Linked DNA regions of Mus musculus: regions 2, 3 and 4 are each linked to region 1. A link is a loop called in an ENCODE intact Hi-C map of the cell type or tissue named here. Cell type or tissue: heart. All regions are shown on one strand.

What was found. Hi-C counts contacts between places; a loop is a spot of excess contacts. Peaks named below come from ENCODE experiments on the same cell type or tissue, not always from the same donor. Only the 100,000 strongest peaks of a DNase experiment are listed, where the experiment ranks them.
Region 2: a loop joins it to region 1, with 7 times the contacts of the local background. A loop is called at or near these places in 23 of 42 quality-filtered maps.
Region 3: a loop joins it to region 1, with 2.4 times the contacts of the local background. A loop is called at or near these places in 16 of 42 quality-filtered maps.
Region 4: a loop joins it to region 1, with 6 times the contacts of the local background. A loop is called at or near these places in 16 of 42 quality-filtered maps.

Annotation. Positions count from the first base shown.
Region 1 is chr6:129,176,499-129,184,498 of GRCm38, reverse strand. Clec2d (C-type lectin domain family 2, member d) reads right to left here and starts at 3,884. Exons shown (of 5, transcript NM_053109.3): 1 at 3,752-3,884; 2 at 1,282-1,407; 3 at 186-364. The coding sequence starts at 3,818. In heart, CTCF peaks have their summits at 3,811 and 4,016 (motif pointing left); DNase peaks (open chromatin) are centred at 2,628, 3,798 and 4,468; H3K4me3 peaks cover 1,017 bases; H3K27ac peaks cover 931 bases.
Region 2 is chr6:129,233,100-129,241,099 of GRCm38, reverse strand. 2310001H17Rik (RIKEN cDNA 2310001H17 gene) reads left to right here and starts at 2,618. Exons shown (of 4, transcript NR_040268.1): 1 at 2,618-2,664; 2 at 3,256-3,361; 3 at 7,947-8,000. In heart, no CTCF peak of the experiment used is centred here; DNase peaks (open chromatin) are centred at 2,649, 3,029, 4,739, 4,899 and 1 weaker place; H3K4me3 peaks cover 976 bases; H3K27ac peaks cover 690 bases.
Region 3 is chr6:129,104,896-129,112,895 of GRCm38, reverse strand. No RefSeq gene overlaps it. Among named protein-coding and RNA genes, the nearest start is that of Clec2e, 8.0 kb to the right of the region's middle. In heart, no CTCF peak of the experiment used is centred here; DNase peaks (open chromatin) are centred at 125 and 4,745.
Region 4 is chr6:129,091,465-129,099,464 of GRCm38, reverse strand. Clec2e (C-type lectin domain family 2, member e) reads left to right here. Exons shown (of 5, transcript NM_153506.4): 2 at 977-1,102; 3 at 4,265-4,449; 4 at 4,992-5,098; 5 at 5,915-7,649. The coding sequence ends at 6,059. Among named protein-coding and RNA genes, the nearest start is that of Clec2e, 5.4 kb to the left of the region's middle. In heart, a CTCF peak has its summit at 4,142; DNase peaks (open chromatin) are centred at 1,284 and 4,114.

The DNA.
Region 1 (8,000 bases):
TTCTTGACTGTCTCAGGGCTCCAGTCAGAAGTCAAGCATCAGCAAATGGCACACACTCACATTCCCTATGTCTCCATGTGCTTGGGATGGGATCCTTCCTCAGGCCTCATCTGTAACTCTCTATCTCAAGGCAATATAATATTCAACAGAACAGACAGACAAACCAATCCCTGCCCATTGCTTACCAGCTCATCCTGGTTGTCAAACCGAGCTAGTTGGGCCTCTTGTGCCATGCAGAAGGCCTGGGCGAATGTCCAGTTACTTGGGTATTCAGAAAAATAAAAACATTTATTTTCAACTCCAATCCAGTTTTGCGGGCAAGCAGCATAGGTCTTGTTGACTGGGATCTGTTCTGTCTTTGTTGCTAAAATGTAGAGAATACAATGGATCATGGCAAGCAGGTCTTCTCTCGTTTTGGCACACCCTCCTGAGCTCAGCTGTGAGGTGTGAATCTGATGATAGCTTTCCTAACTGATCTGATGGGCCTTTAACTAAAGGCCTCCCACCGTGGGCCTGTGTCCCATTCTCTCTCAGGTGCTCACTGTCAGTAGGGCTCCCAGGAAGTGCACTTCTATAACACTATATCACTTCTATATCACTTTCTGAGCTTTTGGATGACCATTGACTACAGTAGGGATTGCTACAGCAGCAAGCACTCTGTAGGGACACCTACTGACACCCAGCCTGATAATTGAGATTGCTGTGAGAACTTTTGTGTAGGTAGTATATACGGTGCAGACACATTGCACTAAAGGATGACTTCAAATACTTAAGAGGACAGTGCAAGATTGTATTGCACTATTCTGATATTGTGGTACTAAAATCCTATAAATTTCTTACTTCAGAAACTTTCCATTTAATACTTTGAAAATTCAGTTTAGCCTGGTAACTAAACTAGGTCATGGTGGGAGGCACTGTATCTTCCTGGCCATATTACTCTTCCCTGTCCTCACCTTTGAGGTTCCTACTTTGAAATTTCCTCTCTTTATTCTCTGCCTTGAACAGTTCCCCAAGGAGATTTATGTCCCTGACATCTCAGTTGAGAGCTTATTGAATGTCATCTTCTCACAGATGCCAAGCCAAGACTCCTGTGTACACCACAGACTGTGTGTTCCTTCACTGCACCTTCCAGCTAGAACCTAAGTTCCCAGAGAACAGGAATTTCCAGTGTGATTTCTCCAGAGCCCTTCCCACAATGCCTGGGTCACAGTGGTCAGTAAGTATAACTGACCTTGTGAATGTGGACAAAGTGTCACATAATTTGGAGAATAAGTCACTTACCTGACAAAGCAACAGAAAGAGCAATTACAGCTACAGTGAGGACCATGATCACTCCATAGTAGCAGTAAAGCTTAGCACAAGACTCAGGGGAGATGGTTCCGTGCCTTTTTCCTTGGAGAATTTTACCTGAAAATATAAATATGAGAACACCAATCTCAAAAAACATTTAAAGAAAAAGAATTATCTGTAGATTTGGCTTGTATTCACCCATTGCAAACCCCTTCACAGAAGGTCCTGGTTTATAAATGATGTCTAATGCTCACAGAAGACTAGATGAAAGGGAAACATGGAGTCTTCCAGTCATTGAACAAAGGGCCAATGAAGAAACAAGAAACAGAAAGAGTGAAGATCAGGCTGAAAGCAAACAACATCCAAGCTATTCATAGATTTTGCTCCCTAAGAATAGACTGGCTAGGACTGAGAATAACACTGAGTGCCAAGGATGGGGACAGACTGGGATCAGCAGGAGGCTGCAGAGATGGCTGAGGAGTTAAGATCAATTGTTGCTCTTCTAGAGGACAGGAGTTAGCTCCTAAATCTCAGCTCCTAAAGGGGCACCTCATAACCACCTGTGTAACTCCTGCTCCAGTCAACGAGACAAACAGGTTGGTACACTTTTATATTTCCAGTGCTAGGGAGGCAGAAGCTGGAGTCAGGAGTACAAGACTAGCCTTGGCTACATTAGAAGTTTGAACTCAACCTGGACTATGTAAGGATCAGTCTCAGAGAACCTAGTCAGTAAATAAATTAATAAAGGCACATAAATGTAATAGAACACACTGACATAACTAATGGATAAAAATATGGGAGCATTTTAACAAGCTTACCAAAATCATGTGAAAAAAATAATATTAGTCTAAAATAACAAGAACTCTTAACAAGTTAGGAATTAAAGGAACACATTTATGGTTATTGGGCATTTCAAAAACTCAGAATGGTAATTTTATTTATTTAGAGTTCTACACCAGCATTTCTTATATGATATTAAGAGTAAGATTTACAGATAATCCTCTGTGTTTACACCAGTATAATTCTGATACTGTCTGTTTCCTTCTAATATGTAAACAGGAATTTTGCTGTATACACACAGATCTCCTTCTAAATTCGAATGTGTTCCATAGCACAATTTGAACATAACTTTCCTGTCTTTATTTAAAAGTAATGTTGGAAATGATCTCTCAAAAAACCCAAAGAAATGAAGTATTGCTGGCCTGGTTTTTAGCTTACTTAAAAACTGTTTCAATGATAAAACAAGCTACTGCTTCAAAGGAGTGAAGTTGTGTAATGCCTGCAGCTAGTTATACAACAGCTGCACTTGAGACAGGAGCTCCACATTCACAAGACAGGCTTCAAAATGCCTGCAGCTAGCTATGCAACAGCTGCACTTGAGACAGAAGCTCCACATTCTCAGGAAATGTTTCCAATGGCTAAATATTTGTGTATTTGATTTTAAAAAGTCAACCCTGCTGAGGCAGAGGGAGCAGGAGTTCCAGGCCAGCTTGGGGTAAAGTATGAGACTTTGCCAAAGAATCAATCAATCAATCAATCAGTCAGTCAGTCATCATCATCCTCAGTAATAATAATTTATTATAATTTATTATTATTATTATTATTATTATTATTTCAGAATACTTGGTTTAAGTGATAAACATTAGCATTTGTTGGGAATTTTGTATTTTGATAGATGTCAATCTTACTTTCTCAAAATTCAGTAGTCTTTCCACAAATTAAAAAAAAAAAAATTAATGTGAAGAAACAGGAATGAGGGGGAAAAGGAAAATAAAGGAACACAATATAATGGAGCATAGACAGTTTGAAACACAAGAAACACAATTTTGCTTCCTTTCTGAAGAATTAAGTAGGAAACCCCATTATATTCTTTTTCTGTAACTTATCAAGAGCTCAAAACAGAAAGGATTTGGTCCTGAGTAGGTTCAGCGCCCCCCACCCCCACCCCACCCCAAGCCACCCCCTTACAATTCTATTTTAATTACAATGGATCTGCAAAACACAAGCTCCAAGCTTCCCAGGCAACTTCTGCCACTATGCACATTGCAAAGCTGTTGTCTGAGTTTCCTTCACTCAGGGACTTAAAGCAAACGTTTACTACAGCAATTTGATGTAATCCACCAGACTGTAACTTACCAGATCCCTGGGAAGAGTGGACTAGCAAGCTAAGTACAAAGCGAGAACGCTGTGGCTACAGCTCTGGCAGTTAGAAGGTGACTCGCTGCTCATTTCTCTTGCCTGAGAACTATTCGAGTATTGTATGCTCCGATAGAATAACTAATGTAACAACCTCATAGCTAATCCCGACTGCATTCTCCTGCTCTGCAGACCCACAGTGACGGGCTCACAGACGCCCTTCTGTTCTTAATCTTTTGTTCAAGGTTCAACTCTTTTGCCTTCCTGCCCTGTTTGAAACTCCTCTCTGCCCCTCCCATTGGTTCAAATACTATTGAATACTTACCCACTTCTACCTCCTGCGGGCTGCCTGTGGGACTAAGCATAGGTAGGGAAGCCTTTGTGACACACATCTCAGAGCTGAGGAGCTGAGTTTCCACTACAGGATTGAAACTTGAAAGCTGAGAGGCACAAATACGTGGGGAGGTTTCAGTATTTAGCTAATCCTGTAGCTCCTCCTTTCTGTACATACACACACGCTTGGTTGGCTCAGGGCCTAACAAAATCTCATTGGGAAACGCATTTCAAGGTCAGGAGCCACACTGGCGCCATCTGGAGACTGACTTTCCTGTTTGCTTCTGGTTTACTTTGTGTTTCGTTTCTCTTTCAGCACACTCTGATTTAGAAACATAATTCAAGCTGACCTTACTGAGGTCACAGGGATTTTCTTTTTTTTTTTTTTTTAATATTTTTTATTAGGTATTTTCCTCATTTACATTTCCAATGCTATTCCAAAAGTCCCCCATACCCTCCCCCCCCCACTCCCCTGCCCACCCATTCCCACTTTTGGCCCTGGCGTTCTCCTGTACTGGGGCATATAAAGTTTGCAAGTCCAATGGGCCTCTCTTTACAGTGATGGCCGACTAGGCCATCTTTTGATACATATGCAGCTAGAGTCAAGAGCTCTGGGGTACTGGTTAGTTCATAATGATGTTCCACCTATAGGGTTGCAGATCCCTTTAGCTCCCTGGGTACTTTCTCTAGCTCCTTCATTGGGGACTTTGTGCTCTGTCCAATGAATGACTGTGAGCATCTACTTCTGTATCTGCCAGGCACTGACAAAGGCCCTCAGGAGACAGCTATAGCAGGCTCTTGTTGGCATCTGCCTAGTGTCTGGGTTTGGTGGTTGTTTATGGAATGGATCCCCAAGTGGGGCAGTCTCTGGCAGTCTCTTCCTTCAGGCTCTGCTCCAAACTTTGTCTCTGTAACTCCTTCCATGGGTATTTTGTTCCCCCTTCTAAAAAGGATTCTGAGCTTCTGGGCTAATGTCCACTTACCAGTGAGTGCATATCATGTGTGTTCTTTCCTGATTGGGTTACCTTACTCAAGATGATATCCTCCAGATCCATCCATTTGTCTAAGAATTTCATGAATTCATTGTTTTTAACAGCTTTGAACCTCTTACCCTTTCTTATCACAGGCCTGCAACAGTTCTGGGAAACAGAGAACCCTGGGGAGATCAAAAAAACCAAACAGATTTTACTGCGTAATAAATATTTATATCCAATAGTCACATTCAACTATTTGAAACACTGGAGAGTTACCCATTTGGCCCATTAAAAAACTACTTTATTTCTTGAGCGGGGCATATCTATGCCACAGCATATGTGTAGGAGTCTGTCCTCTCCTGCTGCCCTGTTCTCCTGTGATCCAGGCCAGATGGTCAGGATTATGTGGCAAGAGCTTTTAAGCCCTGAGTCCATCTCCTTTGAAAAAATACAACTGTAACTTACTTATTAATTTGTCTTGGTTAAAGTTTTGAAAGAAAGCTGTCAACTCTTTTTTTTATTACATATTTTCCTCAATTATATTTCCAATGCTAGCCCAAAAGTCCCCCACACCCTGCCCCCCACTTTCCTACCCACCCATTCCCATTTTTTTGGCCCTGGCATTCCCCTGTACTGGGGCATATAAAGTTTGCGTGTCCAATGGGCCTCTCTTTCCAGTGATGGCCGACCAGGCCATCTTTTGATACATATGCAGCTAGAGTCAAGAGCTCCGGGGTACTGGTTAGTTCATAATGTTGCACCTACAGGGTTGCAGATCTCTTTAGCTCCTTGGATACTTTCTCTAGCTCCTCCATTGGGGGCCCTGTGATCCATCCAATAGCTGACTGAGAGCATCCACTTATGTGTTTGCTAGGCCCCGGCCTAGTCTCACAAGAGACAGCTATATCAGGTTCCTTGCAGCAAACGCTTGCTGGTGTATGCAATGCTGTCATTGTTTGGAGGCTAATTATGGGATGGATCCCTGGATATGGCAGTCTCTAGATGGTCCATCCTTTTCTCTCAGCTCCAAACTTTGTCTCTGTAATCCTTCCATTGATGATTGTTTCCAATTCTAAGAAGGGGCAAAGTGTCCACACTTTGGTCTTCGTTCTTCTTCAGTTTCATGTGTTTTGCAAATTGTATCTTATATCTTGGGTATCCTAAGTTTCTGGGCTAATATCCACTTATCAGTGAGTACATATCATTTGAGTTCTTTTGTGATTGTGTTACCTCACCAGCTGCTGTCAACTCTTTAACGTATGCAAATATAGGAGTATTTCTTTATAAAATATTAGCACTTTTTCAACTTCTGAGTAGAAACTACTTTTTCAAAACTAGGACTTCCTAGATCAGCAATTAGAATTCCCCTGGGTTCTGTTCCTGGGAACCACACTGTGTAGCTCATAACTGCCTATAACTCCAGCTGCAGAGGACGTGTTGCCTCTGCTGTCTGAAGGCACCCACATACACATAAATCTGAAAGAAAGAAAGAAAGAAGAAAGAAAGGAAGGAAGGAAGGAAGGAAGGAAGGAAGGAAGGAAGAAAGAAAGAAAGAAAGAAAGAAAGAAAGAAAAGAAAGAAAGAAAGAAAGAAAGAAAGAAGAGAGGGAAGGAGTAAGGAAGGGAGGGAAGGAAGGGGAGGGGAGGGGAGGAGAGGAGAGGGGAGGAGAGAGAGAGAAAGAAAAGGAGGGAGGGAGGGAGAAAGAGGAAAAAGTGGAAGGGGAAGAGAGAAAGAGAATACCTGGCATAAGTTAATTCATCTTGGAAGCATGTTCAATATCTTGTCCTCAGAAGAAAGATATTGTTCTCTGTAGTTTTAAAGACAGATTCTCACTGAATCCGGAGCTCACAGATTAAGTTAGGCTAACTAACCAGCAAACTCCAAGGACCCACTAGTCTCTACCTATCTGAAACTGAGTTTACAGCTCATGTTACCAGGCCCAGCTTTCTTATGTAGGTAAAGAGGGACAGAATTCATATTCTCACACTTATGTGGCAAGCACTTTTCTGACTGAGCCATCTTCCCAGGCTCTGAAGATGATCCTTAAGAAAAATATATGGAATATGATCTTTGCCTTTTGAGAGAAATAGTTGTGTGCAAAAGCTGTTAGGACCTATTTCATGAACTGGCCCCAGTCTCCATTCTTGCTTGCCAACATAGTGAATGGATCTAAAATTTGTGTGAAAAGTGACATCTTATGTGAAGTGCTAGGATTATGGTAATCGGGCTGGTTAAAGAATAAAAACTTGGAAGGACATGGAGGCACAACACCTACAATCCAGGCACTGAGGAGGTAGAGGCGGGAGATGTCACCTGTACTTTACAAATGGGAACAGAAGTGGTTAATAGATAATAAGGTGACCTCTGCACTACCTGAATGACCACAACCACACCAGATCCTTCCCAGACCCTTAAGATGTCACATGTAGTCAATATAGAAAACCCACCTTTATGAAAGAACTCACAAGTCCTTTGCAAAGAGTTCAATGTTGTCATGTCTTAAGCTTTATTGTGCATGAAGGGTTGAGTTTATTGCCACTAGAAAATGTTTGTCTAAAATTGGGCTGTGTTTAAATATGCCTAAAATAATCTTTCTGGTATCAGACTCTATAAGTCTGAATCATCACCAGCTACTGAGTTATGCTAAACTAGACCTTCATGCTTCACATGAATGGTTATTCTACTGCTTATGGTGGTCACAGAAAACCCACATGTAGTTTCTCTAATAATCATAATCATAACAATTACAATATATTCATCTCTACTTTTCTTTAGAATAATCTCACCTTCATGAGGCATACTACTCAAACAATGGAGCCCAGAGCTAACAGACTTGAAAAAACACTGAAAGTAAGTATTTCCATTTTAAATGGCAAGTTGATATTTCTCTGACAACTAAACCAGAGTCCACGTCACTAAACAGAAAACAGACTAGTAAGTCAACATCAGACTTAATGTTAAATCAACAAAGGTGTGGGCTGGTAGTTGGCCATGGTAAATAGAACACATCAAATGCTATGGCAAAATAAGGTTATCTACTCACTGTCAGTCCATATATAAACAGCTAACATCCATTCACATATGTTTCCAATATAGTGAAAATTAATCACATAAAATTACTTGTCCTGTTAGAAATGGATATCAATGAGTTTTCTGAACATACAATTTAATCTGTTACATTTTGTACCATTTTAATAATACTTAAAAATAAACACTTGAACCTGCTGAGAATATCTTGCAATATCTTCTTTTATTCTCTATAGTTGA
Region 2 (8,000 bases), 57 kb before region 1:
CCTTGAACTATATATGTAGATGTTTACCTTGAACAAGAGCTTATCCTCATGTCTGTACCTCACTAGTGCTGGGGTGACAGTATGCCTACGATTCACGTGTCAGCATGTTCTGTACTGTCCTACTATATTGAATACTCTTGATTAGGATGTTAAAGATTTCTTTATGAATCCTCCCAAATTTTTTCTTCTTTATAAAAATTATGGTGATTATTCTATTTCTACATATTTAAAATCAGTGTTTCAGAGTCTTTTAAATGATTTAAGAGGTTTATTTAAGATTCTAGACCATAGACAAAATTAGTATCATTTCACATCTCTTCAGGAGTTTGTAGTTTACCACATATACATCATATATATTTATGTCTAAACATTTTTAATGTTTGGCATTATTGTAAATTACACTTATAAATATTAAATTCTAATTATCCACTGTTAATATGCAAAAAACAATTCGCTTCTTAATGTTAGCCTTGATCCCTGCACATTGGAGTTTTCCCTTTCTAGTTTTGGGAAATCTTTATATTGGTTTTAAGGTAGTCTACCTGGACAATCAAGTCATCTGCTACAAGAAACTACTTAATAAAAGAATAAATAAGTTAACATTCTCTTCCTTCCAACAATCTCATAATTAAAAAAGCAATTCTTTAGTTCATTCTCTTCCAGTCTGTATAACCCTTTTTTTTTTGTTCTTATATGAAGCCATGAAGTCTTTCTCTTCTTCACAATGAGCTGGGACTCCCAGTCTAGTGTGAAAACATGTGAGAATGGATGTCTTTGTTTCAGATTCTAGAGTAAAACATATTTTGTCTCTCACCTTGAAACCCAATGTCAGCTGATAGCTTAGGCAAGCAGATCTCCTGGCATTCAATGCTAGCAAGATGAAGGTGTTCCTAGTATATCAACATAATGGAAGACTAGTATTTCATAACAAATGCGAAGAAAGTAATCAACTGATCTTTATCTGAAAAAAAAAAAACAACATACTTGTGAAAGTAACTTTACATCATACTCTAACCACACCCGCAGGGATGCAGTAGTTCATCAAACAAGAGTGGAGTCCACTATTTGGGTTCTGTGGGCCGTGATTTTGCACTTAAGTCTATAAGAATACAGAAATACAGTCTCCTTCTTTAACAACTCTGTTGATTTTCTGGTTTTGAATCACACATTTGCCCATCTCTGATATTTTCCAGTTTGCTAGTGACTTCGTCTGCCATGTACACTAATTTGAAACGGTATTTCCAACCCTCTCTAAATCTTGAGTCTTTTATCTCTCACCTGAACCCTCACCACCACGCATCATACTTGAACTATATGCATGAGCATCAGCAGTCAGAGATAGCAAGTTCACAATGACCTCTAAGTCATGCAGACACAGACACTAATGCAAGATGGGCAGAGAGGTGGGTACAAATAGACTTTGTGAGTGTCTCTCTGCAAATAGTTCTATTTCTATTTCTATTGCTCTTAGCGTGGCTATTTTCTTACAGAATCCCGTAGCTGCAGTGATTCTGGAAATGGAATTTTTGAGAAGCGGTGTCCAGGTGAGAATCTCTTTCAATAGTCTCTTGATGGTTCTCACGGCCCCAGTGTGATAGAAACTAGATAGAGGGATTGCTGCTTGATACATGATTTGAAAAGTTGGTTTGACTTGTTTAGCCACGGAATTTTTTACACCTCTGATGTTTTGACTGAGTCTATGTGTGCTTTAGCTGATGTGACTTGCATAATGATTTATCTCATCACTTCGCTAGAATTAAAGCCTGAAATGATAAGTAGTCTGGTTTTTTGTTTGCTTGTTTGTTTGTTTGCTTGTTTGTTTGCTTGCTTGTTTCTTTCTTTCTTTTGGCTTGTTTTTTTGTTTGTTTGTTTTGTTTTGTTTTTTTCTCTACATATCAACTGTGAATTGTCACAGTATAGTAGCATTTTCTCACAAAGCTCTTTAAAGCTTTGGGGACATAGAATGTCTATCTGTGAAAAATATCATATAAACTAAATGTTGTATATGCATGAAAGAAATTATTTAGGCATTGATTTACAATCATATAAGTTATGAGGTAGCTTTTCTATATCAATTCATTGTAATTAACTGTTAAATGAAATTCATCACTTTACATCACTAGTTTTCCTGACCCACTTTTCAATATAAAGTAGCTTATAAATGTTTGCAAAAGAAAGAGTATCTGGGAGGTAACAAATAAGAGATGTGTGTTAATGCACCTTATAATTATAAACTTAGTTTATCTTTGGCTTGAGTCATGACTATGGACGATACAAGCCAAGCAACAAGCAGAAGATACAAACAGGAGGTAGGAAAGGATGTCACACCTTGTCTTGATGTTCGGAAACATTTATTAATTTTATTTATTAATTTTATTTTTAATAAAAAAGTTTATTAATTAGAATTTATGTCCATTGGAGATGGAACTGTTTTCCTGAGGGATGGGATGTCTGTTAGATTTTTGATAGATTATTTCTTCTCTTTCTGTTTTAATTGGAGGCTTAACATACACATTTCACGGGATATGACTTGTGACAGGCACCCGTGTGCCGCCCCACCCCACCTCTCCCCGCCCTGCCAGGCTGGGGCTCCTGCCCTGTAGAACTCAGAGATGGAGCCGGCGCCACCTGACTAGGGAGGACTAGTTTAGATCTCCAGATTCGGTACAGTGGGAATACCTGAGGGAAGAGTTTCAGAGTTATTTGAGGAGCAGGGACGCCCACGGGTTCCAACCAATGCCCTCCTTACTTGTTTTGTGTTTCGTTTTAGTTATTAGCGATGCGGTTGGATGAGACTTTGTTGTTTCATATGAAAGAATTTGCTTTGAGGGAGCCGGGAGCAGCACTACAATCCGCAGGGTTGTTTATTTTAAATAGGGCTCTGCACGGTGTTATTTATGACACCGTGATGTTGACACTTCGAGTTCTTTTAAAGTTATATTTTTATTTGCATTCCTGTGTGAGGGAAGGGAGGGGGAGAGGATGGGAGGAGCTTCCTGTGTGCAAGCCTGCAGGTGCGCCAGTGCTCAGCAGAGGGCACTGAATGCTGCGGCACTCGGGTTAACAGATGGTAGTGAGCTGTCTGAACTACTTAAAATTTTCAGGTAAAAGGGCAGCAAGCATTCTTAAACTGCTGAGCGGCCCTCTAGGTGTTCTTTGCTGGGGCAGGGGAGTTAGCAGGGAGGAAGTGGAGAGAACTGGGAGAGTTGAGACCCTCCTTCTGAGCGTTAAGCTGCATGTAGATAATATCTGCAGGTGTGGCACAATTGAAAAGGCAGTGGCTTTCAGGCTAGTCACTGCACGGACTAGTAAGGCAGCTCTCTTGCTCCCAGCACCGTGCATCTGATTCTCCGTTCTCAGGGTGAGTAGCCCCTCCAGTTCTCAACATACACATGTTGGTAATTTCACTGTGTGTGTGTGTGTGTGTGTGTGTGTGTGTGTGTGTGTGTACATATAAAGGTTAGAGATCAACTTTTCGGTGTCAGTCAAATGTGAGGCCCAGGAATGTACCCAGGTCAGTAGCCCCGGCAAAGCCCAGTGAGTCATCTCAGATACCTTCGTTTCAGGACTTTTGCTTAGGTCTGTAATTGTCTATAGAGCAGATAATTCTTAGTATAAGAAGCAGTGGGGTTTTTACTGTGCATCTTGCCTCCCCCTCCCCCTTTTCTTACACTGGCACAGTTTTCAATTTGATATTGAGGAGGGCACCCATATTTTCCTTGAAGAACATATAGTATCACTTTTACAGGCCCAATGATTTGATAATCTTATGGATTTTCATGTCCCATACTGTTTTGGGAATACCTGTGCATTAGTGTGTCTCCTTGCCTGATTTGTTTGGTCTTCTCCTTCATTGGCTAAAAACTCTTCAAGCCCAACCCACCGCCAGCTGTGTACTAAGTGTAGCAAGGTCATACCTCCTAAAGGTTTCCCAACCTCCCCTAAACATCACCACCAACTGGGGACCAAGTGTTCATATACAGGAGCCTATGAGGGGCTTTTCTCATTCAAATCATCACAGTGCATCACTGGAGGAAAGTGAAGGCAGCAGACCTTTGAAGCAGTTGGTCACAATCCAGCCACTGTGGAAAGAAAGAACAATGAAGCTTAGTGCAATTTCTTCACTCTCTGACAGTCCAAAATCCCCTGCTCAAAGAATGGTTTCATCTCAGTGGGAGGATTTTTTTTCCCCATGTTAGTTTTCCTCAGATGCACCCACATACCATCCTAATCTAGATAATCCTTCATGGAAACTCCCTTTGCAAGTGATTTCAGATTGTGTTAAATTGAGAGCCAAAACCAACCACGCAAAGGTGTTTTTTTTTTTAATGTTTTTTTAGGTATTTTCCTCATTTACATTTCCAATTCTATCCCAAAAGTCCCCCATACCCTCCCACCCACTCCCACTTTTTGGCCCTGGTGTTCCCCTGTACTGAGGCATATAAAGTTTGCACGACCAATGGGCCTCTCTTTCCACTGATGGCCGACTAGGCCATCTTTTGATACATATGCAGCTAGAGACAAAAGCTCCGGGGTACTGGTTAGTTCATATTGTTGCATACGAAGGTGTTTTAAGAGGTGGGTGTGATGACTTTTGCGTTGTTCTTCTCTGCGGGGAAATCTCTTAAGAGTCTGTTCTGACTGTGCCCAGTTTCTGGAATTCCCCACTTGTTTAGTCAGCACTCATGGAAAACACTATTAGCTTTAGCCACGGGCCAGCACATGTAGTGTAGTCTGGGACTCTAGCATTGGAATTCATGACGCATCTTGTAACAGGAGGCCTGGAGCACATGCTGTAACTGAGCCCTGAGGTTCTAACATGCTCCAAACAAGACTCGTGATGGAAATATGGAGTTTAGTCAAAATACAAAATGCCTGTGTGAGGAACACAGAAATGAATCCCATCTTCTAGAGAATGGACATCAGCTAGGGTTTCAGCAGAGGAAGTATTAGTGCAGGGCCCAGAGGGCTTCCTGACTAAGCGCTCTCAGTCTGACAGTGCTATAGTTGATCATTTGCTCAGTTCCTGTTCTTCCAGGTGGTTTGGAGAGTCCTCTTGCTCAAGAGAACCATCTGCTTCCTTAATTCTTCCCCTGCTTATGCCTAAAGCCATGTTAGGATCCCAAGATGAGCTTGAGGTCACCGGATCCCTTTGTTGATTCCTTTTCCTGGCACATTGATTGAATTGCCTGTCTCTGACCCTTACTTCTGAGTGACAAATGAAGTTTGGCTGGTCCCCCACAAAGGAAAAGAGTCAGAGGATGGAGACAGGCTGACAGTTTCTCAGTGTCATTGGTTTGGAGAGTTGTCCTTGGCAATGTTCTGAAGAAGTGTCCTTCCCAATCTTTGAACTGTTCTAGGGGATTATCATGTTGACTGCCAAGTCGTTCTCTATATTGATGGGTCCCAGAAAATCTGGTGGCCTTTGTAAGCCCCTCCTGAATCTGCAGGGTGTCTGAGCCCATTTCCATCTTCTGGACAGAGACAAGGAAGGAAACGTACAATATGGCTGCTAACCTGCTCCCCACCCTTTTCCTACCCACTGACACCCACCCTCAGAGGGCTTCCATCCCAACATGCTATGTGGAAGAAGTCCTCTATTTTTTTTTTTTTTCATATTGAGGATTTTTGTTTTTTTTCCATGAAGTCATTTTCCTTGTGTCAATGCCTTCTTTCTCTACTCTTGTTGGGCAGTGGAAGGGATAAGCAAGGCTCTCTGTATTGGTAATGGGTAGCTCTAGGTAACTGGCTGGGGGGGTACACAAATGAGCTGAGAAACATCTCTTCTTCCTCCTCCAAGTCCTGTCCCACAGGCTGTGGCACCAGTATGTAGGGACCTGAAGGAAAGAATGGGTGTTGTACTTCTAAAAAGATAAGGAGAAAAGAAATATGTTTGGTGAATAAGTAGTCAGGTTTAGGGAAGGGGGTGCCTCTGCAGGCCCTTGATAAGGCATCCCTTCCCCCTGAGGGACCAGCTACAGGATGGTATAGTACGGAATAGTTTATTCAGGGCATGGGGAGGGGAGTTGAGATGGTAGTAGAGACAGAGAAAGGTGGGGGTAGGGGGGGTGGGGGTGGAGAGTAGGGAGTAGGGGCTGGCCATGAGCACTTGGAGAGAGAGGGAAGGGGAATGTGGGGGGAGGGACAGGACGAGAGGACAGAGCAGAGCAAGAAGGCAAGAGCAAGAGGGAGAGAGGAGGGGCAAGCAGCCCCTTTTATAGTGAGTCAGGCACACCTGGCTGTTGCCAGGTAACTGTGGGGGCAGAGTTTAGACAAAATGCTAACAATGGGTGCTGGGGTCAGTTGGACATAAAGGACTATAGAGACCCTGGAGGCTTGAACACTCCCATCCACCTGCAGAAAGTGAAAAATAAGGCTGAGTTCTGCAACATTTCCTGCCTTTCAACAGCAACTAGGTGGGTAACCACGCTGGCTATTTCTGCTGTTAGATCAGAAACTTTTGTTTCCCCGGCCCCCAACAGAAGGAAGTGAGATTGAGATATTCTGGGTGGCAAAACACCCTAGGAAAAACACGTACAACATCCACAGAACCATAACCATAATCTGTCAAACCCACCAAGCTACTCACCAAACACACATGCACACGTGCACACATGCACACACGCGCACACACACACACACACACACACACACACACGCACGCACGCACGCACGCACACACGCACACACGCACGCACACACGCACACACGCACACGCACACACACACACACACACACGCACACACGCGCACACACACACACACACGCACACGCACGCGCACGCACGCGCACGCACACGCACACGCACACGCACACACACACACACACACAAGAAAGCTATGACAAAAGGAATCAGTTTCAAGAAAACTCAAGCGTGTTTTGCCAGTGGGAAGGGATGGGACAGCACTACCTCAATCACTTCTCTAAGTCTAAAACTAAAACAGCTACGGTTTGTTTATTTGTTTGTTTTAAAGAAGTGTTCTGCCCCTTACAGATGGTACTTCTTCAAACGTTGCTTACACTGTTGTGTAAGAGATTGTGGGCCAAGGTTGGGTGGAGACAGATGGGGAAATGCTAATGTTTGTAATTTTGGTGAAAAGGGGGACCCAGAGAATAATGGGTTCCAAGGTGGGAACTCGGGTGTGTCGAGGATGGGAACGAAGCCAGAGACCAGAGGTACAATTACTTCTGACACTCTTCACAGGTTTGTTGAAGGTGCGCCTCATTGGGGGTCTGCTCAGAACACTTGCATGTGGTCAGCAGAGGGTGACTGGAGATCAACTTTGTCCTTCAGAGATCAAAATATAGAGAAAGCTGCTAAGGTGTCTGGGGGAGGGGAAATCAAACGTAATTGAGGAAAAACCTGGGGATTGGATGGGAGAGGGATACCCGAGGTCCCACCTCTAGCTGAGGAACTAACAACAGCAGTGGCGCCAGGAGGAGGGTCTTCAGAGGTGCAGTTCTGAGGAAAATGGGCAACTGGCAAGGCATAAGAGACAGAAATAGGAGAGTTGGAGGGAATACACTACATTGTGTCTTATATATGACATGTTCAAAGAATAAATTTTAGGTATATACTTAGAAAAATATGCTGCTGCTGTAACAACCTGTGGTCCAAATTCATGACTCTAATACAGGGCTGAAGATGGCCATGGTGCTGATTTCATTACAAGGGCAATTTTATTTGGCAGTTATGTTATCCTCTTCTATAACAAAACAAAAAGTAGCAAATAATAATACCTTATAAAAAGGGGAACGCCAGGGCCAAAAAGGGGGAGTGGGTGGGTAGGGGAGTGGGGGTGGGTGGGTATGGGGGACTTTTGGTATAGCATTGGAAATGTAAATGAGCTAAATACCTAATAAAAAATGGAAAAAAATAATACCTTATAAAGAAATATGAAAACAACTAGACATAACCAACACGACCTTAATTGTCATTGATGTAGGACCACCTGACATGGTTAAACAGCCCTGGCTTAACGTTCCAGACACTGCTGCCA
Region 3 (8,000 bases), 72 kb after region 1:
CCTTAGATATCTGACCACAGACTCCTATAGCAGTCCCAGGGGTCACATGAAGTGGTTTGGGGAGGCCTTCCTGTCATGACAGTCATTGAGCTTGTCTGCTCAAAGACCAAGTCCTCATGTGTCAGTGTTGATCTTTGGGCAGAAACATTTTACTGGAAGAGTTTGGCCTCCTGTCTACTTTCCTGAGGTGAAAGGTGATGCCATTGTGATAGGAGACACAAACAGGAACCGGCATCTCTGCTCTCCTGCTCTGGAAGGGAGAAGTAGAAAAGGCAGCCCTGGAGTTTGAAGTCTTCCTCAGTGTGCATATGTGGTCAACAAAATCTAATAGGTCATTTTTTTCTTAAGGCTGAAGAATATGATCTGTGCACACAACACCCACTGTCTAAATGTTCCTGGGGGGAGGCAAGCTTGTCTGTTGCTATGTTTTGGCAGTGGTAAATTCTGTTGCAATAACACCAGTCCTGTATCTAATCCTTCAGATATGCACTGGATCATTTGGTGCTCTTTATCATTGAGTCATTCAGTCAAAATGTCATCAATTCTTTCTTTACTTCTTTAATAATGGACTCTAATGTCTTCCACAACAGCTCAACTATTTTGCATACCCACTGGCTCTATACCAGCTTCAAATTTACCAACAAGAGGCTCAGCAAGCTTCCTTTCTTTCTCCCCTTTCCATCAAGTAAATCAACTTTTACATATATCAGACCAAGTGGAGTCAAAAGTGCTCTTGAAAGTCAGGTGTGGTGGCATATACCTTCAGTGGATCAGTGAGTTTTAGGCCAGTCAGACATACATAGTGGATTCCAGGATAGCCAAAGCTACATAGAGAAACTCTGTCCCAAACAAAAAGTGTTTTCCACACATTTATAGGCAAGTATAAGGCAGACATCAGTGGTCACCTCCAGGGAGAACAAGAAGAAGTGACCCCTTGGCATTTCAATCCACCAGCAGTGAGTCTGTATTAGGAAAAGCTGTGCCCTGAGATGGAACCCTGTGTGTGGGAACAGAGTAGAGATAAAGACAGAGCTGGACTTTCGACAGACTCCATAGTCATTCTCCAAAGAGGCAAGAGCCTTTCAGAGTCCAAGTGTCTCCAGGGAGTATTTTGCCTGTGAATTCTTCCTGAGATAATGAAGGGAAGGAGTGTTCAGGGCTTCTATCATGATTTGAAGGTGAAATGTTCCTTTCAGTCTATAGTGCTGAAACACTTTGTCTCCATCTCATGGGGCTGTCTGGAGAGGTTTGGGGCCTTTGGGGAGGAGCTGATTGCTGCAGGTGGGGCTGAGGTTCATATTACAGCCTCAAACCCAGCACTCTGCATCCTGGTTAGTATCAAGAATAAGTGGTAAATACACAATCCTGCCACCACAGGTCAGTGCAATGCTCCTTCTAAGGTGATTGTACTGTCTTCTCTGATCTGTGGTCCAGAATGAAGTCTCCCAAAAGTTTCTTCTGTCAGTTATGTGCTCATAGAGATATGAAGCAGTACCACATCTTATTCCACCATACAACTGATAAATTTATCTATTTGGTTGACTCTTAAATACTCCTTTATTTCCTAAGCATTCCTGGATTTAACAGATGATATCATATTTACCAATGTTTCCATTTCAGTCCATAGACTCATTTAGTGTTTTCTGTGTCTGGTCAAAGTTATGTATGCCTTTGACAAGAATGGATTAGACTAATCTGGGCAGGAGAAGGACTCATCAGGGTCTGGGGTCTGCATTGCTGTGCTTGTTTTATATGGATTTAAGTCCAAGATTTTCCAATTACTTATCCTAGGAACTTGGACAAGAATTTCTAATACTTTCAATGCATTTGTTATTTGGTCCTGGATAGAGGCAACAGTGCTCTATGCAGAGTGTAGTGGTATTTTCATGAAGATGAATGGGCCTCTGGTGCAGTGCTGGAATAGGCTTTTATTTTGAGTCTTACACAGGAAGCACTTGTGACAGGGAATGAGGCCTGCTCTGGAGAGTCAATGACATGATTGTTGATGGTACGAAGTGGATAAGCTGATACAAGTGCTTGGACAAATCCAGTCCTGATCACAGAATCCCTGAAACTCAGCTGTAACCCATTTCCTAGCTGAATCCATTCAGCTCCAGTCTGCAAGCCCCTGCTGCTATCCACCCTCATGGTTCAACTTTACTCAATTAATTAACTTTGATTTTCTTAAACAGATTCTACTTTGTAGCCCAATCTGGCCTCAAACTCATAGCAATAGTCCTGCCTCAGTATCCCAAGTGCTTCCTGTCAGGGACAAAGATGACTCCATCTTCCCAAATTCCAACAGGCAGAAGGGACAAATGGCCTCCTGTGGTGCCTATTAGCATACAAAAGCACACAGCTGGCCTCAGGCTCCCTCAGTATCACATGTACCTGTTATCCACTTCATGCTGGCACCTTGGCTCCTCTTTCCTCCTCCCTTTCCCTAAATTCTTGCCCCTCACAGGCTCATCCATCTCCCAAGTTACTCATTCTCTCTATAACCCTGGCATTCACTGATCTCTCTCTCTCTCTCTCTCTCTCTCTCTCTCTCTCAATGTTCCTCTATCTCTGCTCTGAATCTGCTTCTCTCATGGTGGGGTTCAGTCTTCTGGACAAGTTCAGTATACTCAGTATACTACTATCTCTCTCTAGTCCAGATCCTTTCAGATGCCACTGGCTGTTCTTTCTCTCACATCTACAATAAAATCCTTCACTTTAACCATACCTTGGAGAAATCTTGTTGTTAGTTTGTATATTTGGTGCAGAAACTCTTTCCAAAGGGTGTAACCTCTCCTTACTGAGCTAAGATGCTGATTCGACTCTCGTACTGTATGGGGTGGGTCATGTGTTTCTGCTGGCTTCTTCATATTGAACTCCAAATTTTAGAAATTACTTCTTCAGTTCATATGGTTCCCCACTGTGATTCGGGGCAGCTCTCAGTCTCTCTGACTCCTGGTGCTTCTCCACCATACTGAACAATCCTCAGATGGAAAGGCTCTGTCTCTCTCATGGTACTCTGTAAGTGCTCCCTTGGAGCTCCCTTCTCTGTCTCTGGTAGTTTCTACTGCTAAGATCACACCAATCCACCAGGCAGCTTCATTCACTCTATTAGGCATGCACCACATGTAAAGGGATGCTTCTCCTCTGTGATCTGGAATGTTTCTCTCTGAGGAGTCCCTCAGTGTGCTTGGGATGCCCAGGATTAAAATTCCTCACCAGAATACTAGCCCTTCTCTCTCCCAGCCTGCCTCCTCCTCCTCCTCCTCCTCCTCCTCCTCCTCCTCCTCCTCCTCCTCCTCCTCCTCCTCCTGTGAGTTCTCAGGTCCTGGAGATTACTGGTTCTGTGTCTCAGATCCCTCCTGGACCTTACTTTGTCTCTCCTCTGCTCTGACCACTTTTCCCTTCTTGCCCACTCTCTAAGTATGCCCTCTGTCTCCCTGGATCCTGGAGCCTGCTTTCCCTCCTAGGAATTCATCACCTGGGAAGTTTTGTATGCTTCTCCAGGGTGATTCAGGTTCTCTCTCTGCTAAAGCACTTAGCCCTCTCTCTATGTATTGTAATGCTCCCTTGAGTTGTAATGCTCCCTCTCAGTTGCCTTATTCTCTAAACCTCTCCCACCTTCTCTTTACTCTGCTTTTCTCTCCTACATATTCTACAGCTCAGCTGCCTCTTCCCATTTAGAATACTCCCCACCTGTTTTCTCTGATTGCTTTCCCTCCTCAGATTCAGAGATTTAATTAAAGCCTTGCCATCTTACTGCAAATGACTTGACCATTTGCAGTACAATGGCCCATGATGTCACATTCCATTTCCAAATTCTCACAAATTGCAACAACACAAGTAAATGATCCCCAAATCTCTTATCTCTAAGTTTTCTCTGCTCCCCACTCTCAAAATGCTCTAATTTCTAAATCTTCTCTACTCTCTACTCTCAGAAATCTCTTTTGACTCTCTTATCTCAGGGCTTATAACAGCTGTGGCTTAAAAATATGTAATACCTATAACAAAACATCAGTTTAAATATTACAAAAATAGTTGGTAGTTTTGGGAACAAGCTAAAGAAACTGTCCTCAGTGATGACATTTTATTTTCAAGGTTCCAGGACATAGAGGAGCTAAGGACTCTCCAACATCTGAACAGCTTCTGTTATTCATCTTCTTTTCCAGAACAAAATGACTGCTTCTAACAACACCACCCATTAATCATCCTTTGCTCCCTGAAAACATTTTGACTGTTCATAACTACAAAAGAGCAAATGGATTTGATTTGTTGGACTGCAAAACCTGCATTCTGTATGAGTTAACGTAGATCAATCAAATAAGGAAAGCCCTTATTTGTAAATCTTGAGTGGTGGAAAAACGTAATAACTTGGCACAGATGTTTGTGCAAGCTTAAATAAGTATATGATATTCTTGCTTGAGCTTGGGGTCACAGTTCAGGTCCTGAGTGTGTTCTGCAGCCCAGATCCATCAGTAGTGTCTTGATTACAATAAATTTTTGTTATCTGCATTGATCTGGTATTTGAGTTATGCTGTATATAAACAGACCCCATAATATTTGGGGCATTGGCCAGGATTCCAATCTCTCTACCCAGGTCCATGGTTTGTAATCATCTGCATTTGGGGAATTCATTTTTGAAGTCCAAAACCTGCAGATGTATGCTGATCTTCTGTTTTCTGCTTGGCACCTGTCTGGGAACCAAGAAAGTAGAAACTGGTCTCAGTATTTGTCCTAGGGGCAGAGGAAGTTAGGAGACATCATGCTTCCTCTCTGGTTCCCACTGGGAGAACATCTGGTTCTGGGTCATGTTTGTAAGATATCTGGTTCTCCTTCATCTCCTTCCCAACTCTATTGGCTATCCTTGGCATGCAAGTATGTCTGTGTCTGTCAGTGTGTGTGTGTGTGTGTGTAGATTTGTTTATTTTCTTGATTGTTGCTCTGCTTTATATTCAGAGAAACAAGCTAAATTTCATTGTTCATCCCTTGACTTAGTTCTAACTCATTTCAAGGATTTACAGAAAAAAACCAGGTGAATTTAGACAACAACAACTGATATTCTGGTGCTGACCTTGGAGCACTGCACCCTTGGCTAGGAGGCTGGCACCACCACTACATGTTTGTTTCTGACTGGTCTTAAATGTATCAATTTACTGTGTTCATATGTTTTGGATACAGATTATTGGCTTGTATGCTATTGGGTATGGTTAAAATTCTATAACATTTGTAACAAAAAGTTAGCTTTAAAACAAGGAACTCAGGTTTGAAGCCATGCTGGGCAACAACCCATGGCATGAGCTGACCAATGATGCAGATCTCCAAAGATGCTTTTAAATTGTGAAGATATTTGTATATACTTCCTATCCTGTCTTCAAAAACAAAAACAAACAAAAAGAACAGGTTTATAAAAGACAGGATTTAAGACAATGCTTGTTTAATGACCTGTTAAAATTACACCTCCATGCATTTATATAGAAGAACATCCTGCTGGCAGTCAAACTTTGTAACATCAAAATTACTCACTTGGGATTGATTTTAGAGGCATTACAGTGTTTACACTGTTAAAACTTGCTTTTTTTCTTCTAAAAATTACACAGGAATAAGCCTTAGTTAGCCTCCGTTTCAAGGTATATAACAAATAACCAAAGCAAATAACCAAAAACAAAACAAAAGAAAACAACCCCAAAGATTGATTAACTCAGATGTGCTTTATAGATACTAGGCCTCAAACATGTCAGACATCTACTGAATATTAAATATGACTTATAAGATTTTGAAATTACTATGGCAGAGACTCTCAGATCCTAGTAATGACCCCCAAGGTCTTCAAGAAAATAATGGATAAAGCAACAAAGGACTCCACCTGGATTGTGGTGTGTTCGAGCGACCTTGTTTTAACATTTACTGCCTTAAGTGTTTGCTGGCATAAAGTCTTGGCCTCTGTAGGAAAGTACTAGCCCAGCTGAGTGCAAATAGACATAGATTCTGAAGTCAATGGGGAACAAATAGCTATAAATCTTGTGGATAAGTGCCTAATAACCCATTCTGTTCTGATCTTCCTACTGAACTGTTTACCCAGTCAATATCCTATTCCTGGGAACAGGTGCATTACCCAGAGACAAAGTGACCCCCCTCCATCCTCCTTCCTGCTCCTATGAGTATATAACCTGTGTGAGAAAAATAAAAATTTGTCAGCTTGAACAGGATTTCTTGTCTTGCTGTCCATTCTTTGTGTTTCTTATTCCCCCATTCTCTTCCAGGTGGACCCTTAAGTCATGGGTTGGGACAGTGGTGATGCTATTCAATGTGAAGGACTATCCCAATGCCTCACCCACTGCTAGGACCTGGTCCAAACTATGGACAAACAGATATCCTAGGCCATCTCAGATATCCTAGGCCTGCAGCTAAAGACTAATGCCACCCTGGTACTTATACCCCTAATGAGGCCATCAACACCACAGGAACCTGATGGGGTAGCCATCCAGGTGATCAGTAAGCCTATGTCATTTTAAATGATACATAGGCCATTTGGATTATATCTCTATAATTTGTCTTTATCAGATCTCTGACAGCATTGATGGCTACGCAAGCCAGATTTGTCAGTCTGGCAGCAGCAAACAACCTGCTTCTTCTGCCAAGGCTGCAGTCCTTCTTTACATATGTCCATTTCATATGGAAAATACATTAGTCCATTCCTTATGTAAAAATAAAGCCATGGTTTTTTTTTTGGATTTTTTTGTTTTGTTTTGTTTTGTTTTTACTTTCTAGATCTACTAGGTCTCTTGTTAAGCAAAAGCAGACAGGCTTGCCTTACTAACAGGCTTCATATTAAAATATAAAAAGGCTTCAACTGTAAATTTTTATAGTTTATTTAAAAGAACTTGCTTTGCAATGACTGCTCTCAGTAATAGTTATATGTGCCTCTGATAAATGATTAGATTTAAGAAAAAAGTTTAAAATCTATGCTAGTTCTAAGAGTCTAAGGAAGTGTTCTATGATGTATAATGCTCTGAGGATGTGAAAGGTAAGTAAGTTCTGGCAGTCTAAAAAATGATTTTTAATCGAAATGAAAGGGAGATATAACAACAGAAACCAGGGAAATTCAAAAAAAAAATCATCAGATCACACTACAAAAGCTTATACTCAACAAAACTGGAAAATCTGGATGAAATGGACAATTTTCTAGACAGATACCAGGTACCAAAGTTAAATCAGGATCAGAAAAACCATCTAAGCAGTCCCATAACCCTTAAAGAAATAGAAGCAATCATTCAAAGTCTCCCAACCAAAAAAAGTCCAGGGTTTAGTGCAGAATTCTATCAGACCTTCAAAGAAGACCTAATACCAATACTCTTCAAACTATTCCACAAAATAGAAACAGAGGGAATCCTACCCAGTTCATTCTATGAAGCCACAGTTACACTGAGTATTCTCCCTTGGAGATGGGACAGTTTCTGTCTAATCAGGAACTTGTCACAATTTCCTTTCATAGAGGACTTCATAAGAGATTTTCTTCTAGTTTTATCATGTTTAATATTCCAAAAAGACGTTAAAAATTTGTTGAGTACATATTACTTTTAGCTTCATAAGATAGCATGTACATTTAAGAGGCATTTAACTACTATAAATTATTTTGATGACTTAAAAAATGTCAATACTAAGTTGTAAAATTTGAAATAAATTGTATTAGTTTAATAAAAATAAAAACATAAAAAATGAAGACAATGCAATAAGAAGAAAACATTGAAAAAAGAAACAGGTTTCCATATAAAAACAAACTCAAGCTAGCGTGCTATTAACACTAAAATTTTACTATTTATCATTCCTTCATTTAAAATAACTTAGTTTTCAATGACTACTCTCAGTATCCAGCCATCTATGTCTCATAATTTTAAAAATGGATTTTAAAATGGCTTAAATTCATTTAAGTTGTGAGGGTCTAAGAAAGTAATTTAAGGTATGTGAAAGTTGTGTAGGTTGTGAAGGTCTAAGCAAGTTATTTG
Region 4 (8,000 bases), 85 kb after region 1:
CTTTTGCTGATATTAATGAAATGGTTGTTGTTTTAATTTTCTTCTTCTGATAATATATTGAATTACATATCATTACGTAGTTCTTTAGAGTGAGCAAGTGAATTATCTAGTTAGTTACATTCACAGATAGAACAGGGTCTGATATAGTTCTCTCAACCTCTTACTCAATTTTTTTATTTTTATTTTATTTTTTTAATTTTTATTTTTTATTTTTTGGTTTGGTTTTTTTTTGTTTTTTGTTTTTTTTTTTTTTGAAACAGGGTTTCTCTGTATAGCCCTGGCTGTCCTGGAACTCACTCTGTAGACCAGGCTGGCCTCGAACTCAGAAATCTGCCTGTCTCTGCCTCCCAAGTGCTGGGATTAAAGGCATGTGCCACCACCGCAGGCTTTTTTTTAAAAAGATTTATTTATTTTATGTATGTCCATTACAGATGGTTGTAAGCCACCATGTGGGTGCTGGGAATTGAACTCACGACCTCTAGAAGAGCAGTCAGTGCTCTTAAATGCTGAGCCATCTCTCCAGCCCCCTTACTCAATATTTAACCAAGATTGGCCTTGAACTCCTGACTTTCTTGTATTAGTAGCCACATTCCTGAGCCATCACTCCTGACACATTGATTTTTTTTTTCTCTTTACTGTTATTATGGTTTCCTCAGCCCTAACCAGATCTATTCACATGGAACTGTACCTATAGATAACTTTGTTGGTGTTTCTTCTTCATCCTGATCTTCACTCTTTCTGTTTCTTGCTCTCTCATTGGCCCTTACTTCTATAACTTGATGATTCTATGACACAAAGTCTGTTTCCCTTTCCTCTAGTGTTCTGTCAGCCAAAGATATCATTTATGGACTGAAAACTTCTGTGAAGGGGTTTTCACTAGGGGAGTACAAGACAAATATGCACATGATTCTGGGATAAATTTATATTTTTCTATAAAAGGTTTGCAAAATTGACATTCTCAGATTTATATTTTCAGGTAAAAAACTCCAAGCAAAATGTCTCGGAATCATCTCCGCTGCATCTTGTGTTAAACTTTACTGCTGCTATGGAGTGATCATGGTCCTTACTGTAGCTGTAGTTGCTCTTTCTGTTACTTTGTCAGGTAAGTGACTTATTCTTCAAATTCTGTGACACTCTGTCCATATTCATTGTCAGTTATACTTACTGACCACTGTGACTCAGGCATTGTGGGAAGGGTGCCAGAGAAAACACACTGGAAGTTCCTGTTGTCTGGGAACTTAGGTTCCATCAGGAAGATGCAGTGAAAGAACACACAGGCCATGGTGTACACAGGAGTCTTGGCTCAGCATCCCTGGGAAGATGACGTTCAGCAAGCTCTAAAGAGAGATGCAGAGGGCATAGGTCCCCTTAGGGAACTGTTCAAGGCAGATAACAAGGAGATAAAATCTCAAAGTAGGAACCTCAAGGAGTAGGAACCCAAAGCTGCAGCTAAAGGGAAGTGAGAATAGTGAGTAGTCATATGGTTGGGAAAGGTACAGAACCCATGACCCATAGTTAGAAAATTCTAGAATATGATTCCTAAGGGATTAATTGTGGACTGTTTTGAATAATGTGGCAAACTCTTGTATACCTTTGCTGCCGTAGCTGGAGAAAATGTTTTATAATATTGTTTGATATCCTGGTTTTTGGAGACAGGGTTTCTCTGTGTATCCCTGGCTGCCCTGAAACACATTATTTACACCAAGCTGGCATTGAACTTGGAAATCAGCCTACCTCTGCCTCCCAAGTGCTGGGATTAAATATGTGCACCACCAATGCCTGAATCATTTATGTAATCAACTTTAGCTGCACCAATGACTAATATACAAGTCTAAACAGGTTAAACATTTGCCAACAAATCTTAGTGTAACCTAAACTATTATGTAACCCTAAAAAGAGTCATATAAAAGAAGTGATGTCATCCTCACTGCCTGTATATTTGTCCCTTTCACTAAAGCCTTGTAGTGCTGGATATGAGAACTGGAAACAACTATAACACAGCCCCAGTAAAAATATTTGGGGTATCATTCCCCCATTTAATATTTTGCTTCAAAGATCACTTGTTTCTTGAAATTCAGTAGACATTTGAAAGAACAACCGACCAATTCTGATGTTACCGGAAGGAAAAGGAGAAGGTAGAGAAGAAATATATCTGTTATTTTTCTAAGATGTCCTCTGAAACATTGCTGTAGTTGGAGCTTTTTACACACACACACACACACCACCACCACCACAACAACAACAACAACAGCAACAACATACAAACATGCTTACATAATTGCACACACATATACCACCAACAACAACAATAACAACAACAACAAGAACAACATACATACACATGCTAGCACAATTGCACACACACACACACACACACACACACACACACACACACACACATCACTTTATTATAATAGACTCACAGGTAAACAAACACATCACTCGGCCCCATCAACACAGCCACTCATACACTTGCTGGGTCTCCAAACCTTGGTATCTCACTAACTTCCACACACTTAGAATAGCCATTGTGAAGCCATGAAGCTTTGCTTATGGTTTAGACTTGTCAGTCACATTTTTATGCACTTGTCTTCCACACACAAAAAAAAGAAAAACTATGGAAGAGTTGAAACTAAAAAAATAATTCTGTTTTTAAACTTTGCACAACTTATAGCCCATTACTTGCATCCTGTCCTTCCTTGTCACTTTATATCACTCTTCTTTCTTCTCCTCTCCACATGGTATTCCATGAGCACCCACACAGCTGCTTACACTGTCTGCTATAGGCTGGGACTGGATGTGAAGGCTTACAATGGGCTTATTTTCTTGGACCTTGGATTACCTTCCTTAATATTATACTTTCTAGGTACCCCCCCTCCTACAAATTTCATTTACAGCTAAATAACATTCTTGTTTGTGCCTGTAACACATTTACATTATCCATCAGTTGGTGAGCATCTGGGTCAGTTCTGTTTCCTTGCAGATAGAGGAGCAATAAACACAGATGTGCAAGTATCTCTGTGGTAGGATGTGGAGTTCTCTTCATATATGCCCAGGAATATCATAGCTGGGCCACACAGCAGGTCTAGTTTTAAGTTTTCTGAGAACCCTCCATGTGGACTATATCTGCTTGTACTTCCACCAGTCGTAAATAAGTGTCCCCATTTCTTAATATGCTTCTGAACAGGCTGAGTTCTGCCTCTGAGTTTTCTGCCTCTGCCTCCGCCTCTGCCTCTGCCTCTGCCTCTGCCTCTGCCTCTGCCTCTGCCTCTGCCTCTGCCTCTGCCTCTGCCTCTGCCTCTGCCTCTGCCTCTGCCTCTGCCTCTGCCTCTCTGCCTCTGCCTCTGCCTCTGCCTCTGCCTCTGCCTCTGCCTCTGCCTCTGCCTCTGCCTCTGCCTCTGCCTCTGCCTCTACCTCTACCTCCTGATTACTGGGATTAAAGGTATATGCCACTACTGCCCAACGTGGTTGACAAACTTCTTGATGATAGCCAATCTGAGTTTCTATACCAAGAGCCAGTATATGTTTACACACACACATATATATACATATACATATATACATATATATATGCAAACATACATATATATACACACACACATATATATGGAAATATACATATAAATGTATATATGCAGATATATGTATATATACATATATAGAGAAAGAGGGAGTATGTGTGTGTGTGTGTGTCAGAATTATAGGAAGCTTATGATCAAAATGTTGGTATCAAAAATTATTTGACCCTGCCATGTTTTGCATGCTGGCATTTTTCTATACTAACATCCAGACAAGTAAGGAGTTTCTTTCTTTTGTTAGAGAAAAGGAGAATGTGAAGGAGAATTATGGGAAAGCACACTGTAGGATGCTAGGAATCAGGGACAGTCCTAAGGAGCTGATGGCCTAGAAAAGAGTTTCTCACAGGGTATGGTGTCTTGTTCCTAGCACTTAGGAAGAACAGCCAGGAGGATTACAATTACAATCTCCAGACAAGTTCAGCCCACATAGTGAGATCAAGGCCAGGCAGTGAGACATAGCTAGATTCTGTCTCAAAACACAAAGAAGAAAAGTGAAAATATTCCCTTAGATCCCCACTGGAAGGCTCTGTATTGGGGACCTTCATGCTAGGAGGGGCCCCCTAGTGTCAGTTAAGAAAACTACAGTCCAAGTACACACCTCACAACTGAAGTTTGGATGGCTAGACAAAGGGATCAGACTTGGAAATGTCTCTTTGTTACATTTTATATTACTGTCTCCATTTAAGTGAGAAAGAAAAAACCAGTCATGGAGAGCTGTGAACCTTGCTATGCTGTATGCTCAAGTGGCTGGATTGGATTTGGAAATAAATGCTTTTATTTTTCTGAAGACATGGGAAACTGGACATTCAGTCAGTCCTCCTGCATAGCACTAGATGCCCATCTAGCTCTATTTGACAGCTTGGAGGAACTGGTAAGAAAGGGGATCAGTAATGGGTTTGTTGTTTTGTTGAATATGTACTACTGCTTTGAGATTGAGAGCTTGGGGCTAAAGCATGAGGAAGAATCTCATTCAGGCAGATGGGGTATATGCAGAAGACAGTAGTTTGTGCCATTTCCTGGTGTTATTGCTTCTGGCTTGAGCCCTAAGCTATTGCAGAGATCTGTTATCATGTAGTGCGCATAGTAAGACCTTACAGGCCACACATACAATTTTCTGAGATACCTTGTGGTCATGTAAGCTCTTCTCCAAGCATTCACTTGTTGCATAATGAATTTGGCATCTATTAAAAATGGCAAGGACATTGTAAATCAAGGACCTACCAAGTCACATCAATGTATTTTGGGTTATGGGTGTAAAATGCTTATACTGAGAACTAAGGGTTATTATGGCTCCAAAGTTGATGAGCCTCAGTTATAAGATGCTGTCATCTTGAGAGGAGGCTCTAGGGTGGAGACTCAAGGGTCATGTTAAACTGAGAGACACATGTATTTCCTTTATCTGTGTTATGACAGAATTTTCTGAAGAGATACAAGGGGGCTTCTGACCACTGGATTGGACTACACAGAGAGTCTTCAGAACACCCTTGGATATGGACAGACAACACTGAGTATAACAACTTGTACGTTTTCAGAAAACTTACGCTTATACTGTGTTTATTTGCTGTGAAATGTGTGCATTGTATCTGTAAGAGATGCAAACACCACAACATCACAAACTCAGGTTTTTTTTTTTATATCATCCAATTCATTGGCCATCTTTCAACACATTTACTTAGAGTAATTTCACTCAAAAATCTATACCATAATAATGGCATCTGGGGGAGATATTGTCTGTTTTATATCACCAACTGAAAATTTTTCTTTACTGGTGTCAGAACTATATATCAGGGAGGGTGGAGGAGGAGTGTTAAAAAGCCCAGGAAGCCAGTGCAGAACTGCATGGGTAAGACTTGTTGGTCCTCTGTTCTCCCTGTACCTGTTTACTGAAGCTGATATTCCAGGGATATTGGTAACCTTTCTAATGCCTCCTCATCAAAAAGCCCAGAGACAGCTCTTGTGTGAGCATAGCTAGCCATTTTGAACAGAGCCATTTCAGTGGAGTGGTAAAATACAGATATAGTCACATCCATCATTAAGACCTCCAAGAAATTTATTAAGAAGTAGGGTTTCCCTCACTTTTATACATGTGTAAAATACATCAAGAACTGAAAATCACCCTCAGTGATGTCACCCTGAGCAGCAGTTTGTTTGAGCATAATAGCAAGCACCAGTTAATTCCTTTGTACACACATCCCAGGGTTCAACATAGATGAATGACAAAGATGTGATGTTCAAATCAACCCTGAGGATGTAAAAGATGCTAGGTTTAAAACTAGATCAGGTGTTTTAATGCAATGCTAGCCTGTGCAGTAATTATTATTTGTTCTTTGCTTTAGGGTTCTCACCCGAGGAGGAGGAGAATGTGCCTACTTGAGTAACAGGGGGATCTACAACAGCAGTGGGGATATACATAAAAAATGGATTTGTAACAAGCCCAACAACTACACCTTACAGCGCCCACTAATTGTAAATCCCGGATAGGGAATGTGCCAAAGCATGCGTGAGAAACTGATGCTCTGTGACCTGTTATCTACAGTTGCTCCTCTACTCATATCTACCAAAACTATTATCAAAATTCATCAGTAATCACACTGACAGCAAAGATGAAAACTTGCTTAAAGGATCATAGATATACTGCATAGAATTTGGATAGATGATTCTAAATCAAATAGGTGTTTGGGTATAAGTACTGATAGGTAAAACTAAAGTATAAACAAATCTGTATTAGTGAGGTACATTTTGTGATCAGGTATGAACTTTTTTCATTGGTCCTTGCTATGAATTCAGAGGCACTAAAAATGTGGGGTGACTGAACCCATGGAAGTTTATTCTGTAATCACAGGACAGATAATAATTGGCTTGTGGCCTCCAAACATTATAGACAGTATAGTCATCATTCTTTTAAAAAATTCAATGACCAATCTGAAAGCAGATAGAGACAGGATTAAAAGCAATGCTTTACACTAAGATTTAATAGCATTGTCAAATAATTTTACACTTTACTTCTCAGATTTTTTAAAAATTGAAACAGACTAAGAATATGTTACAAACAAATTTCATTTTCCAAATTTAACAGTTTTAAGAACTCCATACATGATTATGCCATTTGAATTTTATTCTTTAATAGGTTCTTTTCAGATGAGGAGATAGCTGATTACTGAAACCCCTTCAGATGCCTAATCTTGCAATCATTTACACATTGTTAAATTTTAAGGACAAAATATTTTAAATTTTTGGATCATGTGCTATACTGTACTGATGAGTCCCAAAAAGGACGAAATAACAGTTCACAAACAATTTCTCTGTTAACTTTCTTCTTACTTTGTATATGGATTAAACCTTCTCACGCATGCTAGGCAAACACCGTACTACTGAAATTTACCACTATCCCTTTTTCTAAATTTTGTTTAATAACAAAGTCACTCTGTAAACCCCAGAAGGCGATATTCCTGAGATAGCCTGAGACAACCTGTGGACTTGGCAACATAATGCTAAAAGCTTTGACAGACTTGTGCTAACAACTTAGTGTGAGAGACCAAAATGTGGGAAACCAGAACCTCAGCAACTCTCACCCTGAAGATCTGGCTGACCCTTTGATGGGAGTTATGTCATCCCTTCCTTCATGTCTCTACTTGGAGCCTGGGACTGTTTAGATAAAGCCAGCATCACCTCCTCCTTCATGTCTCCATTTGGTTCCTGGGACTGTTTAGATAGGGCCGGCACTCCGAGATAAGCTGCAAGATGTTTGAAGCCTGCAATCAGCATCCGCCCCAGATGTCTATCCCTTTATCTGTACTTTTATTATACCCTCCCGAACCCTCCCTATTTGTTTCTCATTGTGTGCTTATAACCAGGCTCCTAGACTCCATTAAACAGACCTTGACAACTCTTTGCTTGGTCTCGCTCCCTTTTCTCTGACCATTTCTCTTCCAGGCCTCAGTCCTCCTAGACCCATGGAATAACTAAGTCCTGCTGGACGGGACAACTTAGCAACAAAGCATCAAGAAGTCTGGCATGGCAGGCTTTCCCTTTATAAGCACAAACTCTTAGTAAACTTTGGGCATGATCAGAAATCTGTCTTGGTCTTGTTACTTCTCACCTTCCTCTCCTGTTAGAGACCATACTGTGAGAAAGCGAGCCCTTCACAATCTCCCACCCTGACAAGCCAAATGGTCTTGTGCCAGGAACCGGTCATCACTCCCTTCTCCCTGTTCCCTTCCTGGCACCTGAGGCTGTAAAAGCTGAATTATAGTCCCCTCTTCCTTATCTCTTTCTGACTCCCATGACTTCCAAGGACATGAGTTACAAGCTGAGCCTGGCCTGACACCCAAGGCTATTAAGGAGAATCTATGTTCCGAAGATAAGACTCAGAGTGCCCACCACTCTGACTTCAGCCCTCATGTCAGCAGATGCCCACTGCTT